Linked DNA regions of Homo sapiens: region 2 is linked to region 1. Evidence: chromatin loops called from intact Hi-C (ENCODE). Cell type or tissue: mammary epithelial cell. All regions are shown on one strand. Links, peaks and the distances in the headings refer to the core of each region. The heading gives the core; the rest is flanking DNA. Region 1 has its middle 35 kb from the start of S100A7. Region 2 has its middle 10 kb from the start of S100A7A.

What was found. A loop is a pair of places that touch in the nucleus more often than their neighbours do. Peaks named below come from ENCODE experiments on the same cell type or tissue, not always from the same donor. Only the 100,000 strongest peaks of a DNase experiment are listed, where the experiment ranks them.
Region 2: it touches region 1 in a loop (9-fold over the local background); 13 of 110 quality-filtered maps call a loop at or near these places.

The regions. Positions count from the first base shown.
Region 1 is chr1:153,491,225-153,500,811 of GRCh38, reverse strand. It overlaps the pseudogene RN7SL44P. Among named protein-coding and RNA genes, the nearest start is that of S100A7, 35 kb to the right of the region's middle. In mammary epithelial cell, for the core only: CTCF peaks have their summits at 5,724 (motif pointing right) and 7,187; no DNase peak of the experiment used is centred there; H3K27ac peaks cover 891 bases.
Region 2 is chr1:153,401,258-153,410,844 of GRCh38, reverse strand. It overlaps a transcript of S100A8 not described here. Among named protein-coding and RNA genes, the nearest start is that of S100A7A, 10 kb to the left of the region's middle. In mammary epithelial cell, for the core only: a CTCF peak has its summit at 5,918 (motif pointing right); no DNase peak of the experiment used is centred there.

The DNA of each region.
Region 1 (9,587 bases), core at 4,694-7,193:
TGGCCAACCAGACGGGAGACCCCGTCTGTACAAAAAATAAAAAATTAGCTGGGTGTGCTGGTGCGTGCCTATAGTTCCAGCTACTCAGGAGGCTGAAGCGGGAGGATCTCTTGGGCCTATGAGTCCTGGGCTGCAGTGCACTATGCCAATTAATTGGGTGTCCACGCTAAGTTTGACATCAATATGGTGACCTCCTGGGAGCAGGGGACAACCAGGTTGCCTAAGGAGGGTGAACTGGCCCAGGTCAGAAATGCAGCAGGTCAAAACTCCTGTGCTGATCAGTATTGGGATCACTCCTGTGAATAGCTACTGCACTCTAGCCTGGGCAATAGAGCAAGACCTGGTCTCTTAAAAAAAAGGAAAAAAAGAGAAAAGAAAATTAACTATGCTCTGTTAACTGATATACAGGTAAGTTATATGCTGTTACACATTAAATGATGCAAAATTGTATGTACAGTGTAATTCCAATTTTGTGTAAAAATGGTAACAATTTCTCTAAACTTATATGACAGCATTTCTCATATTGCTTTCTGTAGAACACTACTTTCTATGAGATGTTTGTGAATAATTGTTCCAGAAAAAGGGATCTGGTAAAACAAGGCTAGGAAAATCTAAGCAAAACCATGTAAAACCATTTCATTTTGGCAAGTCTTCTCAGTGCCTTATTGGATATTTTTTCTTTTTGGCCACCCAGCTCCTGGACCCTCATCTTCCATGTGTGGACTTTCTCGTCTCATCAGGCAGTGTCCATCTCCTACAGCAGAAGCGGATGATCCCAGTTCCTTACCTTTTCTCTTCCCTGGTGGCTTCACCAGTCGGATAGATACACCTGTCTGGGAGTTGGAGCTGGGCTGGTTACCCCCGGAAGCAGAGGTGCTGGGGAACCCTTCCTGGCAGGGGCCAGCCACATTCCTCAGTGCCCATGCCATTCAGTGTTCAGAGTGACTATGCCAAGGTCCTCACCAGGCTGTTTTGGCGGTGTGATTTTGGCATTTCTCTTTGTGTAACTTTCCTTTGTTCTTGCCCACCTTCTAAACCCTAGTTCTCTAGTCTTCTTGAATCTAGAATTATTTCAGTTTTTTGAGAATACTAGAATTTAGTGTTATTTAAGTAAAATTTTGTTCTCCTCAAATCAGTTTGAGGCAGTTTCTGCTGCTCGCATTTCTGAATATTGACTGACGCATTATTATACTAATGTGTACTGTGAATTTCTAAAAGGGAGAAATTTTCCAAAGTTATTTGTCTGTACTTTTTCCCTTTTCTTTTCTGAAAACTTATGAATCTCCTGTGAAATTAGTATGGTGCGAAACGTAAACTTATGGCTATAAAAAAGTCTGGGAGGAAATACAACAAATGAAGCATAAAGGATATTTTATTCCAAATAATGGGTTGAGGACTTGTGTTTGTGTCTCCCTTCAGAGATCCCATTAAAGGGCGACTATAAACCCATCACAGCAGAGATGATATAAGGTGGATCAGACAGTGGGTAGGAGATTTAAACATTTCCCCAAGCTGGAAAGGCAAAGGAGGTGTGCTGATGGATAAAACAGAGTGGAGGAAGCCTCAGAACAGAATATGATGCCTGCAAAGGACTGGGGAGGAGGTGGAGCTGACCTACACTTTGGAGCCCCAGAGAGACTTAGGGATGAGTTGACCATGTAGGGTGGAAATGAGAAGGGACAGGCAATGCTAGGGTTAACTGAAAGTCTGTCCAGGCACCAGCTAGGGCAGTCAAACCCTTTTCCTCTCTTTCTCATCTGCTTGCAGAGCAATAGCTGTCTAGGTCCTGCTCTTCTTTAAAAAAATTAACACATACTCTGGCTCGTTTACCTTGGCCCCCTAGAATAAAGCCTTTTCAGTTCCAGCATAAACAGCTGGTTCCTGTCAATTCACCCTCAAGTGAAGCTTGCCAGGCCATAAATGGTGTCTTTTTTTTTTTTTTTAAGACGGAATCTCACTGTCACCCAGGCTAGAGTGCAGTGGTGTGATCCTAGCCCACTGTAGCCTCAAGCTCCTGGGTTCAAACAATCCTCCTGTCTTAGCTTCCCAAGTAGTTGGGACTACAGACATGTGCTAGCACACCTGGCCAATTAAAAAAAATATTTTGTAGAGATGGGGTCTTGCTATGTTGCCCAGGCTGGTCTTGAACTCCCAGCCTCAAGCAATCCTGCTGCCTTGGCCTCCCAAAATGCTGGAATTACAGATTTGAGCCACTGTGACTGTCCCATAAGTGGTACTTCTAAGCAACCTTCTTATGCAGAGGAGAAACCAGTTGGGAAAATCGATATACATTCACAATAGCACAGTAAACCCTGCATCAATGTAAGAGCTATTTAGAAAAACTAACTTAACCTTTTATTCTTAAGGATGTAGAATCACCAAAATATGAAGAATACTCCCAGCACAAAAGAGAAAAGACAAAATAACATTCAGAATAAGCAATAGCCCTGGAAGAAAAGGAGAAACGCAGGACTAGAAAACTGCATCTTCAAAGACATTCAATAAGGGGGTTTCCAGAAAAATGACTTTGTAATAGAATTCATGTAATAGAATAAGAAACTAGAAGACATTAGTAATATAAGGCAAAAGTATAGATTTCTTTTTTAACAAAAGAAAAAAAAAACCCAAAGCAATTAGAGACCTCAGATAAAAGAAAAAATGGTCCAGGAAGAAAGCGCTCTAAAATATGGCATGCAGCCTGGGCAATGTAGCAAGACCTCATCTCTGCAGATAAAAAATATTAGCCCGGTGTGGTGGCATGTGCCTGTAGTCCCAGCTACTTGGGAGGCTGAGGTGGGAGAATCACTTGAGTCTGGGAGGTCGAGGCTGCAGTGAGCTGTGATTGCACCACTGCACTCCAGCCTGGGCAACAGAGCAAGACCTCATCTCAAAAAAAAAAAAAAAAAAAGTGTGGCATGATACTGAGCAATTGACAGTTAAAGTGTCTTAGCACTTTTAGTCCATTCGGGCTGCTATAAAAAAATACCATAAGCTAGGTAGCTTAACAACAGAAATGTACTTCTCACAGCTCCTGATGCTCCAAGTCCAAGATCAAGGTGCCAGCAGATTCAGTGTCTGGTGAGAGTCGGCTTCCTGGTTCATAGATGGCAGTCTTTTCACTGTGTCCTCAAAGTGGAAGGAGTAAAGGGGCTCTCTGCAATGTCTTTTTATGGACACCAATCCCATTCATGAGGGCTTCACCTTCATGACCTAATCACCTCCCAGAGACCGCACCTACAAATACTATCATATTGGGGATTAGGTTTCCATATATGAATACTGGGGGCACAAACATTCAGTCTATAGCAAAAAGAAAAAAAGAATTTTATTGACATGCTAGGAATATTATTCTGTAAGAGACAAGAGGTTGTAACTCTGGATCATTACAGAAAGAAGTGTCATCTTAGCTTTGTAATAAACAATAATAATGTTGCCATAATAATGTAAACACTATTTTCTGGTTTTTGATTATTTTTAACAGATCTATAAACAAAGCCCAAAGACTTAATTATGATTCCAGAACAGAATGTCAGTGTTTTACATGACAGTGTTTACATGACAAGTAAAGTTGTAACTGACAGAAGGTGGGAGGAGGAAGGTGAGGAGGGAGGTTGGAGGGAAGCGGGGAGACACACATATCCTCTTCTAGTGTGGGGAGTTCAGAGGCACTGTCTGAAAACAAAGGGAGGCTTAGGCTTATTATTAAAAGTTACAAAGGTAGTCAAGAGAAGAACTAAAATTATAATATAACTATCAAAACTGGGGAGGAGAATAGAGAAGAGTTGGGAAGTAGAACAAAAGAGAGTTATATCCCTATCTTTCATTGTAGGCATTCCGCAGATAATGTTTAAAGGCAATGCATTAAGTAATAGAAACGTAAGCCACGTTATTAGAATGATGGGAGTACACTCAATAAGTGATGAGAAATTGTTAAAACGATTGATTCCTTTTGAGGAGAGGGACTGCAGGTAAGGCAGGGAATACTAATTTTATTATTTTTATTTTTTAATTGTTATTATTATTATTTATTATTTTTATTTTTTATTTTACTTTAAGTTCTGGGATACCTGTGCAGAGTGTGCAGGTTTGTTACATAGGTGTACATGTGCCATGGTGGTTTGCTGCACCTATCAACCTGTCATCTAGGTTTTAAGCCCCACATGCTATTAGGTATTTGTCCTAATGCTCTCCCTGCCCTTGTCCCCTACCCTCTGACTGGCCCGGGTTTGTGATGTTCCCCTCCCTGTGTCCATGTGTTCTCATTGTTCGACTCCCATTTATGAGTGAAAACATGCAGTGTTTGGTTTTCCATTCCTGTGTTAGCTTGCTGAGATTGATGGCTTCCAGCTTCATCCATGTCCCTGCAGAGACATGAACTCATTCCTTTTTATGGCTGCATAGTGGGAATACCAATTTTTTATTATAAATTTTTTTGAACTATTTGACTTTAAAAAAGCTATGTACATGCGTTAATTAGATAAAAATATAAAAATAATGGAAGATGCATTATAACATAAAAAACAAAATAATTTGGAACATAATGGATAGTTCTTATTTTCTAATTTACATGCTTTCGTATAGTCTGCGTTTTCTGTAATGAGGATGGGTTACTTTTTATCATTAATAAATGAAAATAAGATAAGAAAAAGAAAAATTAACAACGACTTCTTAATTCTCAGACCATCAGCTCTAACAGGGCAAGAATCCTGTCTGTCTTATCTTTGTTTTTCCAGTGCCCAGGGCAGCCTGGCCCCAGCAGGTGCTGAATGGATTGAATGCAGGAAGATAGACCCTGGGAGAGAAGCATTTGGGGGCAAGGGAGGCAGAGGTGGGCTTCACCTCATCTGAGTTGGCTGGAGTGTTGCCCCTTCCCTGGTGGCCTCTCAGAGCTTCCCCGCTCCAGAGTGCTCCGAGGCTTGGATCGTCTGAGCTGGGTTTGGGGCCTTAGTTCTTGCTAAAGATTCCTAGTGTTCACATCTGCCTTGGCCTGTGCTGTCACCCCTGCTGTTGTCTGGGGAGCCCAGAGGTTGTAGGATGAGGTGATGGGGTGGGCGTGGGGTGAGGCACGGGCCACTGGGGTAATACCTGCCATGGGTCCTGGGGAGGGATGAGGTCACAGCCTGCTGTTCTGAGAGGCGGGTGGGGAAGCCAGGCCAGCAGGCAAAGAGAATCTTATGTGTTCTGCATTTTAAGGATAGGATAATCTCTGGGAAAAATCCAACATACTTTGGGAGTGGATCCTCTTTGTCTCAGGGCAGTTCAGAGCAGGTGTGACCCCAAGCAAATGTCCCCTGGGGCCAGCCTGTCCTCCCCAGCTGGGTGTTCACCTACCATGCTCGCCCTTGCTTGTTGTTGCTTTGCTCCAGTAGCTTTCCCTCAGCTGGCCCGAGGGACTCAGAATGAGAGCCTGTGGCCCTAACCAAAGAGTGACCTCTAGGGAGCTCTTATTTCAGGGGAAGACCACTCATGACCACAGGAGCTCCTAGTCTCACGGTAAGGATAGGGCATCACCATAGCTTCTCCCTGCGTGGGTCAGAGTGACCCCAAAACTGATCCCCCCTCTTTCACCTCCAGTCTGATGGCAAGAAGTCAATGATGTGTCCCCTGGCCTCCTGGGAGCAGTGGTTGGGTGAGGGGTGACATCAGTACTCTTAATTTAGAAAGTGGGTGGGACCAGGGGAAGGGTCTCGTAATAGACCTAGGCCATTGCCAAGATTGGCCAGCAGGGGGCGGAGTAGACCTTAGCAGGAGAGGGCAGGCAGAGGAAGGAGGGAAAAGGGAGGAGATGGTTTGATGGAAAGGGCTCTCAGAAGGAAGGTGGGGAGGGGCTTGGTGGGAGCTGGGAAGGTGCCATCCTGCTTCATACCTTGGCTTTGGCAGGGGAGGTCTGCATGGTCTTCTTGAGGAGAGAGAAAATAATTACAGAGACACTGGAATGGTTGAGCTGCAGAATTTACCAAACCAGGGACCTCTTATGTCTAGGTTCTCATTATATGAAATAATAATCCTCTATTTATAATCCACTTTAAATCAATTAATGTATTTTTTTTGCAATCAAAAGGCTCCCAACTGTTGCAAATTTCCTTTTCCAAGACTAATTAGGGAGGGACACTCAATCTCCAGCTCCCCTCTTTGTTGCTGAAATCAGACATCATCCATGCCAAGGTTCTGCTCACCAGAAGCTCAGCCCCTAGCAAGCAGGACCTGCCTAGGGGTGGGGGGGTTGACTTTTCCTTTGCCTCCATGCCCCTTAGTGGCACTTGGTTTTGAGGAAGACTCTCCTCCTCTGCTGCACTCTGAATTTTCTCTAACCTCAGGAAAATCTAGTGGCTTTCCTTTTTAGATGGAAATGATGCTTCACTGAGAATCTCCCATCCTGATATTTAACAACATCATCTACATTCATGAATGTGTTGATGTTTTCCATCTGTGTTGTTTTGTGTTGGGTGGAAATTGAGATAAGGGTTGAATTTTGCATGTGGCTCAAGGTATAGGCCAGATATTTCATGCATGAATACAGGTTCCATAGGCAGAAATGAGCACCAGAATATACAGACTCCTGTAATTTGTGGGAATCTTGGCGAGGGCTTTGGACATATTCGGGGGGTGCAGGGTGGAATCAGGGCAGGGTGGTGGTAGTTACGAACAGAGAGGCCCCTGCTGACATGTAGGCATCAAATGCAGTTCAGAATTTTTAATTTATAGATTCTAGTAGAGAAGACTATATAAAGATTTCTATTTTGGAGGTAGATGTAGAAAAGCTTGAAGTGGCCAGAGATAGTGTTTGTGGTGCAGATAGCAGAGATGATACCCTAAGACCTGTGAAAGCAGTCACAAAAAGCTGCGCTTTGTTTGTTAAAGATGTTAGCTGTGGTTTATGAGATGTGCTGCTTTGGATGATGGAAGATTAAGCCTGTGTTGGCATGGTGATGGAAAACATGTTGTTCACAAATAAAGTCTTTGTGAACATGTCCTTCTTTGATTCAGAATTGAGGCAGGCAGAGCCTGCTCCCATGGGCTGAGAATTTGCAAGCCAGGGTGGCCTCACCAGCTATTTGCTCTGGGGCCATGACCTCAAGAGTAGGGTCCTGGTTTTCGTTACACGAAACAAACATTTATGGTAGCCAAATGATGATGATTGTGTAATTACAAGACTGGATAAAGTGATGGAGGAAATACAATCTCAAGCATTTGTGGAAGGTAGAGGGCAGAAGGGTTGTTGTGGTTAGGGAGGCTTCACAGAGCAAGCAGGACTTGACAGGACTTGATCTGGGCTCGGAAGGTGGCCACCGTGAGACCTGTCAGACTGGAGCAGACTGTGCTACAGCTCCTGGGGAGGAACATGCCTGGGGTGGGCCGTGGAGGGCCTCACACGCAAGGGCTGGAGGGGTTAGAATTGGTATGCTGATTTAATAAAGAGGAGGAAGTCACAGAAGGAAGAAGTCACATACCTGGATATTTAGAAAATAGTAGAGGGGGCTGGGCGTGGTGGCTCCCGCCTGTAATCCCGGCACTTTAGGCCAAGATGGGCAGATCACCTGAGGTCAGGAGTTCCAGAGAAGCCTGAACAACGTGATGAAACCCTGTCTCTACTAAAAATACAAAAATTAGCTGGGTGTGGTGGCCTGTGCCTGTAGTCCCAGCTGCTGGGGAGGCTGAGGCAGGAGAATTGCTTGAACCTGGGGAGCAGAAGTTGCAGCGAGCCGAGATTGCACCACTGCACTTCAGCCTGGGCGACAGAGCAAAACTCCATTTCAAAAGAAAAAAAAAAAAAGAGAGAAAATAGTAGAGGTGTCACGCCAAGCTGCATCAGTGGAAAAAGCCAAGTGGAATAACTCAAGCATCATTTTTCTCACCCCCAAACTTCTCATGGGGGTTTCATTATCTGATTCCATCTTCCGTTTTCCATATATTTGCTCAATCCCTTCTTTTCCTAGTGATACAGGCAGGAGGCAGGAGTTCAGCCCAAGTGGACCCCTTGGCCAGAGAGTGTCTGGTTGGGACTTATGGATTATGTCCAATTTCTGGGTGGCAACAGAGAGGGTGGCTGGAGATTGAGTGTCCCTTCATTATTCTTGGAATAGGAAATTCTGAGAATATTGGAATAGGAATTCCAAGAATATTATTCTTGGAATAGGAATAGTCTTGGAAAAGGAAATTTGTACCATTTGAGATCCTTCCAGTTGTAAACAAATAAAATAACTGGTTTAAAGTGGATTATAAATATAAGTTTATTATCTCATATAATAAGAAATCTAGAGATAAGAGATCCCTGCAGCTCAACCATTCCAGTTTCACGGTAATTCTTTTCTCTCTTCTTGAGAAGCAATAAGCACAGCTCCTTCCATGACAATGTCCAAAGTAAATAGGGGTGGGCGCAGTGGTTCATGCCTGTAATCCCAGTACTTTGGGAGGCCAAGGCAGGTGGATTGCTTGAGATCAGGAGTTCGAGACCAGCCTGACTAACATGGTGAGACCCTGTCTCTACTAAAAATACAAAAAATTAGCTGGGCATGGTGGTGCATGCCTGTAGTCCTAGCTACTCAGGGGGCTGAGGCAGGAGAATTGCTTGAACTCGGGGGGAGGAGGTTGCAGTGAGCCAAGATGGCGCCACTGCACTCCAGCCTGGGCAACAGAGCAGGACTCTGTCTCAAAAAAAACCAACCAAACCAAAACAAACCAAAACAAAACAAAAACCAAAACAAAGTAAATAGGGAGTGCAGGGAACTTTTTTTTTTCTCCCAAAACTTTTTTTTTTTGTTTTTTTGGAGAAAGGCAGAAAATCTTTCTCATAAACTCTCCAGAAGACATCTCCTTCATATCACCAGCCAGAACTAGGTCCCATCTAGGCCACTTCTAGAGGCACAGGAGGCTTGGAGACCAAGTCTTTGGCATTGTTGGCCTTTGTTGTGGAAGGTGTGGTCTGCCAGCAAGAAGGAAGGAGAGGGGACTGGTGGATGGTTGGTGACCAGCAGTGACTACTGCAAACCCAAGGAACAGAGGAGTGGCAGAATTACTGCAGAGGGGAGGCAAGAAGACCAAGTCCTTGGGGTTTGCAGGGAAAGAGGAGGCAAGCTCTTGTGTTTAAGAATACCTGTGTGGTGGGTTCAAGGTGCACTGTAGATTGAGTGCTTTGGCTTTGTGTGAGGGACACCCCACGGCACCTGTGCTAGAGTTTACTTAGACGGCGAGACCAAAGCCACCTCAGTCTCTGTTTTTCCTCCTGTAGTTTCAACCACGAGGATTCACCTTGAATTCACAGAGTGGAGGCTGGCATTGTCTCCTGGGCAACATATTCCTCCTTCCTCTATGAGGAAAAACTCCCCAGAGGCCGGACACTCCTGGGAGTGGGTAGAAATGAAGACCTGGGGAGGGGTAGAGACAAGAACTCATCTCTTTCTCTTGAACTTCCAGGTCTGAACTCCCTGCCCTTAGCAGTGGGAGGAGAGGGGTGCAGAAGGGCAACGGCAGATGTCTGCCTGATGGGGAAGAAGCAGCCCCAGCTGGGGAGTTCCTAGCTTTGTGAGGGGCAGTGCTCTGACCAGGCTAGGCTGGAAGTCAGGGGCTGACTGTGAGGGGCTTTGTGG
Region 2 (9,587 bases), core at 4,714-7,213, 90 kb after region 1:
ACATTTAATGATTTGCGTATGTTGAATCCTTGCATCCCAGGGATTAAGCCCACTTGATCACGGTGGATAAGCTTTTTGATGTGCTGCTGGATTTGGTTTGCCAGTATTTTATTGAGGATTTTCCCACTGATATTCATCAGGGATATTGGTCTAATATTCTCTTTTTTTTTGTTGTGTCTCTGCCAGGCTTTGGTATCAGGATGATGCTGGCCTCATAAAATGAGTTAGGGAGGATTCCCTCTTTTTCTATTGATTGGAATAGTTTCAGAAGGAATGGTACCATTTCCTCTTTGTAGCTCTGGTAGAATTCGGTTGTGAATTCATCTGGTCTTGGACTTTTTTTGGTTGGTAGGCTATTAATTATTGCCTCAATTTCAGAACCTGTTATTGGTCTATTCAGGAATTCAACTTTTTCTGGGTTTAGTCTTGGGAGGGTGTATGTGTCCAGGAATTTATGCATTTCTTCTAGATTTTCTAGCTTATTTGCATAGAAGTGTTTACAGTATTCTCTAATGGTAGTTTGTCTTTCTGTGGGATCGGTGGTGATATCCCCTTTGTCATTTTTTATTGCGTCTATTTGATTCTTCTCTCTTTTCTTCTTTATTAGTCTTGCTAGTGGTCTATCAATTTTGTTAATCTTTTCAAAAAACCAGCTCCTGGATTCATTGATTTTTTGAAGGGTTTTTTGTGTCTCTATCTCCTTCAGTTCTGCTCTGATCTTAGTTATTTCTTGCCTTCTGCTAGCTTTTGAATGTGTTTGCTCTTGCTTCTCTAGTTCTTTTAATTGTGATGTTAGGGTGTCAATTTTAGATCTTTCCTGCTTTCACCTGTGGGCATTTAGTGCTATAAATTTCCCTCTACAGACTGCTTTGAATGTGTCCCAGAGATTCTGGTATGTTGTGTCTTTGTTCATATTGGTTTCAAAGAGCATCTTTATTTCTGCCTTCATTTCATTATGTACCCAGTAGTCATTCAGGAGGAGGTTGTTCAGTTTCCATGTAGTTGAGTGGTTTTGAGTGAGATTCTTAATCCTGAGTTCTAGTTTGATTGCACTGTGGTCTGAGAGACAGTTTGTTATAACTTCTGTTCTTTTACATTTGCTGAGGAGTGCTTTACTTGCAACTATGTGGTAATTTTTGGAATAAATGTGATGGAATAAATGTGACGTGGTGCTGAGAAGAATGCATATTCTGTTGATGTGGGGTGGAGAGTTCTGTAGATGTCTATTAGGTCTGCTTGGTGCAGAGCTGGATATCCTTGTTAACTTTCTGTCTTATTGATCTGTCTAATGTTGACAGTGGGGTATTAAAGTCTCCCATTATTATTGTGTGGGAGTCTAAGTCTCTTTGTAGGTCTCTATGGACTTGCTTTATGAATCTGGGTGTTCCTGTATTGGGTGCATATATATTTAGGATAGTTAGCTCTTCTTGTTGAATTGACCCCTTTACCACTATGTAATGGCCTTCTTTGTCGCGTCTGTTCTTTGTTGGTTTAAAGTCTGTTTTATCAGAGACTAGGATTGCAAGCACTGCTTTTTTTTGCTTTCCTTTTGCTTGGTAGGTCTTCCTTCATCCCTTTATTTTGAGCCTATGTGTATCTCTCCACCTGAGATAGGTCTCCTGAATACAGCACACTGATGGGTCTTGACTCTTTATCCAATTTGCCAGTCTGTGTCTTTTAATTGGAGCATTTAGCCCATTTACATTTAAGGTTAATATTGTTATGTGTGAATTTGATCCTGTCATTATGATGTTAGCTGGTTATTTTGCTCGTTAGTTGATGCAGTTTCTTCCTAGCATCAATGGTCTTTACAGTTTGGCATGTTTTTGTAGTGGCTGGTAACGGTTGTTCCTTTCCATGTTTAGTGCTTCCTTCAGGAGCTCTTGTAAGGCAGGCCTGGTGGTGACAAAATCTCTCAGCATTTGCTTGTCTGTAAAGGATTTTATTTCTCCTCCACTTATGAAGCTTAATTTGGCTGGATATGAAATTCTGGGTTGAAAATTCTTTTCTTTAAGAATGTTGAATATTGGCCCCGACTCTCTTCTGGCTTGTAGAGTTTCTGCCAAGAGATCCTCTGTTAGTGTGATGGGCTTCCCTTTGTGGGTACCCTGAGCTTTCTCTCTGGCTGCCCTTAAGATTTTTTCCTTCATTTCAACTTTGGTGAATCTGACAATTATGTGTCTTGTAGTTGCTCTTTTCGAGGAGTATCTTTGTGGCCCTCTCTGTATTTCCTGAATTTGAATGTTAGCCTGCCTTGCTAGATTGGGGAAGTTCTCCTGGATAATATCCTGCAGACTGTTTTCCAGCTTGGTTCCATTCTCCTCCTCACTTTCATGTACACCAAGCAGACTTAGATTTGGTCTTTTCACATAGTCCCATATTTCTTGGAGGCTTTGTCCATTTCTTTTTACTCTTTTTTCTCTAAACTTCTCTTCTCACTTCATTTCATTCATTTGATCTGCAATCACTGCTACCCTTTCTTCCTGTTGATCAAATTGGCTACTGAAGCTTGTGCATGAGTCATGTAGTTCTCGTGCCATGGTTTTCAGCTCCATCAGGTCATTTAAGGTCTTCTCTATGCTGTCTATTCTAGTTAGCCATTCATTTAATCTTTTTTTCAAAGTTTTTAGCTTCTTTGCGATGGGTTTGAACAAACTCCTTTAGCTCGGAGAAGTTTGTTATTACTGATCATCTGAAGCCTTCTTCTCTCAACTCGTCAAAGTCATTCTCCATCCAACTTTGTTCCGTTGCTGGTGAGGAGCTGCGTTCCTTTGGAGGAGAAGAGGTGCTCTGATTTTTAGAGTTTTCAGCTTTTCTGCTCTGGCTTCTCCCCATCTTTGTGGTTTTATCTACCTTTGGTCTTTTATGATGGTGACGTACAGATGGAGTTTTGGCGTGGATGTCCTTTCTGTTTGTTAGTTTTCCTTCTAACAGTCAGGACCCTCAGCTGCAGGTCTGTTGGAATTTGCTGGAGGTCCACTCCAGACCCTGTTTGCCTGGGTGTCACCAGCGGAGGCTGCAGAACAGCAAATATTGCAGAATGGCAAATGTTGGTTCCTGATTGTTCCTCTGGAAGCTTTGTCTCAGAGGGGCACCTGGCTGTATGAGGTGTCAGTTGGCCCCTGCTGGGAGGTACCTCCCAGTTAGGCTGCTTGGGGGTCAAGGACCCACTTGAGGAGGCAGTCTGTCAGTTCTCAGATCTCAAACTCCGTGCTTGGAGAACCACTACTCTCTTCAAAGCTGTCAAACAGGGACGCTTAAGCCTGCAGAAGTTTCTGCTGCCTTTTGTTCAGCTATGCCCTGCCCACAGAGGTGGAGTCTACCGAGGCAGGCAGACCTCCTTTAGCTGTGGTGGGCTCCACCCAGTTCGCGCTTCCTGGCTGCTTTGTTTACCTACTCAAGCCTCAGAAATGGCGGGCACCCTGCCCCCAGCCTCACTGCCGCCGTGCAGTTTGATATCACACTGCTGTGCTAGCAGTGAGCGAGGCTCTGTGAGTGTGGGACTGTCCGAGCCAGGCACGGGATATGATCTCCTGGTGTGCTGTTTGCTAAGACCACTGAAAAAGCACAGTATTAGGGTGGGAGTGACCTGATTTTCCAGGTGCCGTCTGTCACGGCTTCCCTTGGCTATGAAAAGTATTCCCTGGCCCCTTGTGCTTCCTGGGTGAGGTGATGCTCACCCTGCTTCAGCTCATGCTCTGTGGGCTGCATCCACTGTATTGCTCCCACTGTCTGACAAGCCCCAGTGAGATGAACCCGGTACCTCAGTTGGAAATGCAGAAATCACCTGTCTTCTGCTTCGCTGGGAGCTGTAGACTGGAGCTGTTCCTATTCGGCCATCTTGGAACCTCTCCAAAAATATCAAACATATTTGAGACATCCAAAAAACTGATCATTTGTTTTTGCTAAAATCAAAATCTTAGCAAATTAGCTTTAATAGGGGCCTTATCTTTTGCACCTGCTCATCAGGTTGAACCCTGTGAGCCTTTCCCCTGTGTCATGTCTGGAACAAACACTCTCCATAAACCCACCCCATCCTATCACACATCCAACCTCCCAGCCACTGCTGATCCCCCAGGAGAGCTCACAACAGGCTGATTGTGAACAGGAATTTGGCTGGTTGATATCTTCATCTCCTCTATCGTTTTGGGGAGCTCGCCTCTCCCCAGCCTGAAGTAGAAGCAACATACTCCTGGGTCTCTAGAAGATCTCAAGTTGCTGGGGGAAGAGGACAGAAAGCAATTTGTTCTTTTTGCTGTATTTTATCCATTCATTTATGCTGTGAGTGCTGACTCTGTTCTGGGTGTGCAGGTGTCAGGGTGGCAGGGAGATGGAGTGGATGTGGACCATGCTTTGAGCAATGCTCTGGCCCCAGGAGAGAACTCCAATATAAGGCACTGGGTGGTGAGAGAGTAGAGTGGGACAGAGCCCGGAAGCCCCCAGGTCCCCAGGCAGTTCAGTGGTCACTTTCTCTGTGAAGCCTTCTCCAGGCAGAGCCATCATCCCCATGTCCCTGCATGTCTCAGTGACAGCCCTGGCCACACATATGCTATGTTTGCTGCCGCCCAGCCATGTCTTATATTGTGCCCCCAGCCTCCAGTGCAGAGAACTCCATAAACATTGGCCAAACTAGCAAGTGAGGCAGGTGTCTTCAAAAAGGTTCAGATAAAGTGTGTGGGAATTTGGAAGAGGAGAAATCACTTTTCAGGTGGGGGAACCAGGGGAAGCTTTGTAGGGGCATCCTTTCAATAGGCCATAGAGCACTTCCAGGAGCCACGGTGAGAGGGACAGGGCAGAGGGAGCCACGGGAATGTTCCAAGACAGCCAGCTGTTCTGTTTGGGGTCCTTCTGGGTGGTGCTGGCCAGCTGCATCTCTGGACTCGTGCAGCAGTTGGGGGAGCGGGACAGAGAGACAGAGAGAGAGTTCTGCAGCATTCACAAGAGGTTATTAGGACTCAGTTCTGCTGTGAGCCATCCACACTGGAGGATGAGAACACCCAGCTGCAGCCCAGAGCCTGTGGTCCCACTGTTAGGTTTTGAAGGGAAGGCAAGGGTTAAAAAAAGACACAGAGAGAGTTGGTGGCTCTATGGAAATGCAGGTTTTATGTCCAGCACAAGACCTGAGGAGGTGGGGGACAAGCTTAATGCCAGAGCCCCCTGCCGCTTACAGGCTGGGGTAATTTATAGGTCTAGGTGGGGGTCTGGGCAGTATGGCTAGCTCGCCGGGAGGATATTGATAAGATGTTCCTGTGATCAGGCGGTTTGGACCTTTTTCCAGCGGGATGTGATAGGCTGTTTCTTGGACCTTTGCCCCGCAGGATATGATGGGGATGTTCCTTCAGTTGCGCCTTTGCCCAGCAGGGTATGATAAGGATGCTCTTGTGCCTTGCGGTCAGGTGGTTAGGCAGGATGTTTCTCACGGCCTGAATCCACATGGAATGTTTCACTCTGACCAGGGTCCGCAAAATGGCAGGGGGCTTACAAAATGGTGCAGTTTGGACTAACACCCACCATCCTGTCGAATGGGTTTGCTGGGAGGATTTACTGTCAATTCTGTTAGCCTGATAAGGGAGGTTGCTTTCTCGGAGGCCGCATACACAGACAGTGCTAGGAAGTGACCCAAGCGTACCCTGAGAAATGTATCTGTTCAACCAAATTTCAAGTTGGCAATGATCATTCCTCATCTCGCCCAATTTTAAGACGAGGCTGGGCCGTGTAGGTAAAACTGGCAAGCTGGAGAAAGCAGTGCGGGGTGGGGGGGACTCCAGGAAGGCTCCTTGGCCAAGGAGGACTGTAGGATTCTGACTTACACTGTAAGGGCTGTTCCTGTTACAGTTGGCCCCAGTCAGAGGCCCAGGACAAAACTCTGGCCCTGAGTGCAGAGAATTGGTTTTCTGTTTCCCAAGCTTCCACACGGTGGCGCCACCGAGCACCCACCTCGCCCTGGTTGTCGCCGGAGGCAGTACCACGTGGCTGGGTCCTTCGTGGTTCCCGCCCTTCTGTAGGTTGTGAGTCCCACGTCGGGCACCAATCTTGCACCTGTTAAAAAAAGAGATCTTCACCAAAAGCTTCTGAAAGGCAGAGGGCTTTTCTTACTTAATTTGTATTCTTTTCTCTCTCCAATGCTTACCAGAGGACACTGCATAAAATAGTATATTGGGGACACAATTGTTAATCAAGTGGTAGAAACAGGAAGAGATAAAAATAATTAAATTTTTAGTAATGGTGGGTTAAGTAAATCTTGATGCCTATACACATGGAATCCCTGTGATGATACGAAATGGACATTTGGTCTTTGTCCCTGTTCCTGACACCGAGCGTCTGAAATCCTTGGAATCTCCTGAATGACAGGGGAGAGGGAGCATCTTTTGTTATTCATAACAATCCCCTTCCAGTCATGCTGAGTGTGTGCTAATGAGGTGACTCTTGGTGGACCCCTAGATAGCTTCAGGATGGGGCTGGTTGCCAGAGGAAGCAACCATGTGATTAGAGGGCTGGAGCTTTCAGCCCCACACTGGGCCTCCACAGAGCGGCTGGGGAAGGACTTCAATCACCAGTGGCCAATTATTTAATCAACTATGCCTAAATGAAGTGACTGCCATAGAAACCCCAAACGATGGGGTTCAGAGAACTGTAGGGCTGCTGAGCAGGTGGGGTGCCGGAAGGGTGGGCTCCTGGAGTGGGCCTGGGAGCTCCATGCTGCCCCTCATACATGGCCCTGTGTGTCTCTTCCACGTGGCTTTTCCTGAGTTGTACTCTTTGTAATAAACCAGTAATCATGAGTAAAGTGCCTCCCTGAGTCCTGTGAACTCTTGTAGCAGATTATCTAACCTGAGGAGGGGGTTTGTAGGAACCTCCAATTTTAGCCAGTCAGTCAGAAGTATGGGCGGTCAGGTGCTGCGATTGGCATCTGCAGTGGGGGCAGTGTTGTGGGGCTGAGCCTTCACCTTGTGGGGTCTGTGCTAACTCTTGGTAGTTAGGATCAGAACGGAATTGCACGATACCCCGATGGTGTTCAGAGTGTTGGAGAATTGGTTGGTGTGGGGATTTTAAAAAAAGGAAATATAACCCCCACACATTTGGCGTCAAAAGTGTTGTTAGTCAGAATGGTTCTGGAATTCCATATAATGTAGCTATTTGGAATCAATCACTCAAAAATATTTAAGAACTGGGGAGATGTTTTAAACATAGTCCTAATTGAAAAAGCAGATCATAAAACAGCTGGGAAAGGGCAGGGCCGTGGCCCACAGGGTGGACGTGGAGTGGGGGTGGGGAGGGGGTTAATGTGACATGATTGCTCCACATGAGACAAGGCCACGGAACTCAGGAAACAAAGCTTGTTTTGAGCAAGAGTCGTGTCAGATTTCGACAGGAGGTAGAGCAGAGAGAAGATATCTTTACATAGGTGAAGCTAACAGTTCATGATAAAGTGTTCTCAGCCTTCACATTCACAGTCAATTGATTTTCAACAAGCCCGCCAAGCCAATTCAATGGAGAAAGAATAGTCTTTCCAACACATGATGCTGGGACAAGTGGACAGCCACATGCAAAATAATGAAGCTGGACCCCTTCCTTCCTTCATACACACAAATTAACTCAGAATAGGTCACAGCCCTACACATAAGAGCTAAAACTAAAACTCTTAGAAGAAAATATAGAAGTAAATCTTCAAGACTGAGGTCTTGAATATCTTTGCATATGCTACTGAGGCTTTATGACTTTACTTTCCACAGTTAGACCTACAATCCACTTGGAATTGTCATTTTGTCTGCTTGTGTGGTCTAGTTTCATGAGCATGAGCATCCAGTTGATCCAGTAAAATGTATTGAAAAGCTTGTGCTCAGCAGTGCCACTTTTGTCACAGAATAAATATACCATACGTGTGTGTCTTTTTCTCAGACCTCTATTTAGTTCTGTTGATCTATGTGACTGTCCTTGAACCAGCCAGGCAGTATCTTAGTTACCGGAGCTGTTATGATAAATCTTAACATCTAGTACTGTAGATCCTCCCATGTCTTTTCTTTTTCATGATTCCCTTGGCTATTCTTGGCCTGTCTATATACTTTTTACAGTTAACTTGTCAATTTCTACAAAAATTCCAGCAAGGACTTTGGGACTGGGATTGCACTGAATCTATAGGTTACGTTTGGGAGAACTATCAGCTTTACAATAGCATGTAAAGCTGCTATGAACATGGCATATCCCTTACTAAAAACTTTTAGTGGCTTCCCATCCTGCTTAAAGTCCAAATTTTGCAAAGTCCTCGTTGGCTTGTCCTCTGCCTGCCCCTCAGACCTCATCTCCTGTCTTTCTGGGCTCCATTTACACCACTCCAGCCCTTCTTTCTGCCCCTCTGTCAGCCCAGGCTGGCTCCTACCTGAGCACCTCTGTTCCAGCTCTTTCCTCTAACCATGGGGCCCTTCTCCTGCTCTCCCTAAGGTTGGATTTCCTGTTATTCGGGGACAAGGTAATGTAGTGGTTGAGAACAGGTATGTGGGGCCCATGGGCCTGGGTTAGAAATGTGCCTCTGCATTACTAGCTGTGTCCCCAGCATGCTCCTGTAATTGTCATTCCTTGGGCTTTTTCAGCAATTGTTAAGAAGATGAGATGAATGGGTGGATGTAAAGCCCATGGAGCAGTGCTCAGCAAAGAGGAAGAACTTAATACTGTTAATCATCTTCTCACTCTCCAGCAGCCTCCTGGTCCTACAGAAGCAGCCTAGGGACTCCCTATGCTCAAATCCTATTCTTTTTCTCTACACGGCAATAATGTACCCTTTCTTTCTCTTTATCACATTTTCTGTGAGGATTCTAATGCATCTAGCAGCTCCCCCTTCAAGCACAGCCCATCTAACACACATTTCAGATACTCTTGAGGCTGTTGACTGGGATATCAGGTTGCTCTAATCCTAAAGATAAAAAAGGTCTGGAAAAAAGAAAATAGATATACACTGGTAAGAACTGGCAAAAATCCCTAAATATTCCATCAGTATAACCCGATTCATCGTCTCAAGTACCATATGAGATTTCTTTAATTTTTAAGGTAATTACTTGATCCTCTTCACCACCACCTCACCGCCCTCTTAGTCAGAAATTGAATATTATCCTGCTTGAAGTATTTCCAATTCTTGAGGTGTCTAAAACCCTGGGTGCGGCCGAAGCGGGGATGGGGGTGCTTCAGGGCCAGTTTCGGGTAACCTCCTTTCTCAATTTCACCAGAAAGCGCTACTCCTTTGCTGTACTGGCTTCTGGATGTCACGGGACATTGTTTTCAGTGTCTGGTCTGCACACTGGAAAGACATGAAGACTGTGTTTGTCAAGATCACAATCTTAGTCCTGGCCATGGGTGGTTGGGTTGTGACATGGGAGATGCATGCTTGGCACCATGTTTATGGTTCTTTTCTAAGTACAGTAACCTGAAGTTTTGGCCAAATGTCTGTCTCCACCTACAGACTATGAGTTTCTGGAAGGCAGAATGTTATTCAATTCATTTCCGCCCCCTTTCTCCACAGCACCTAGCACAGGTGCACCTAGCACCTAACACGTGGCAAAATTCTGATAAACATTAAGGAAGAGTTGACATTAAAA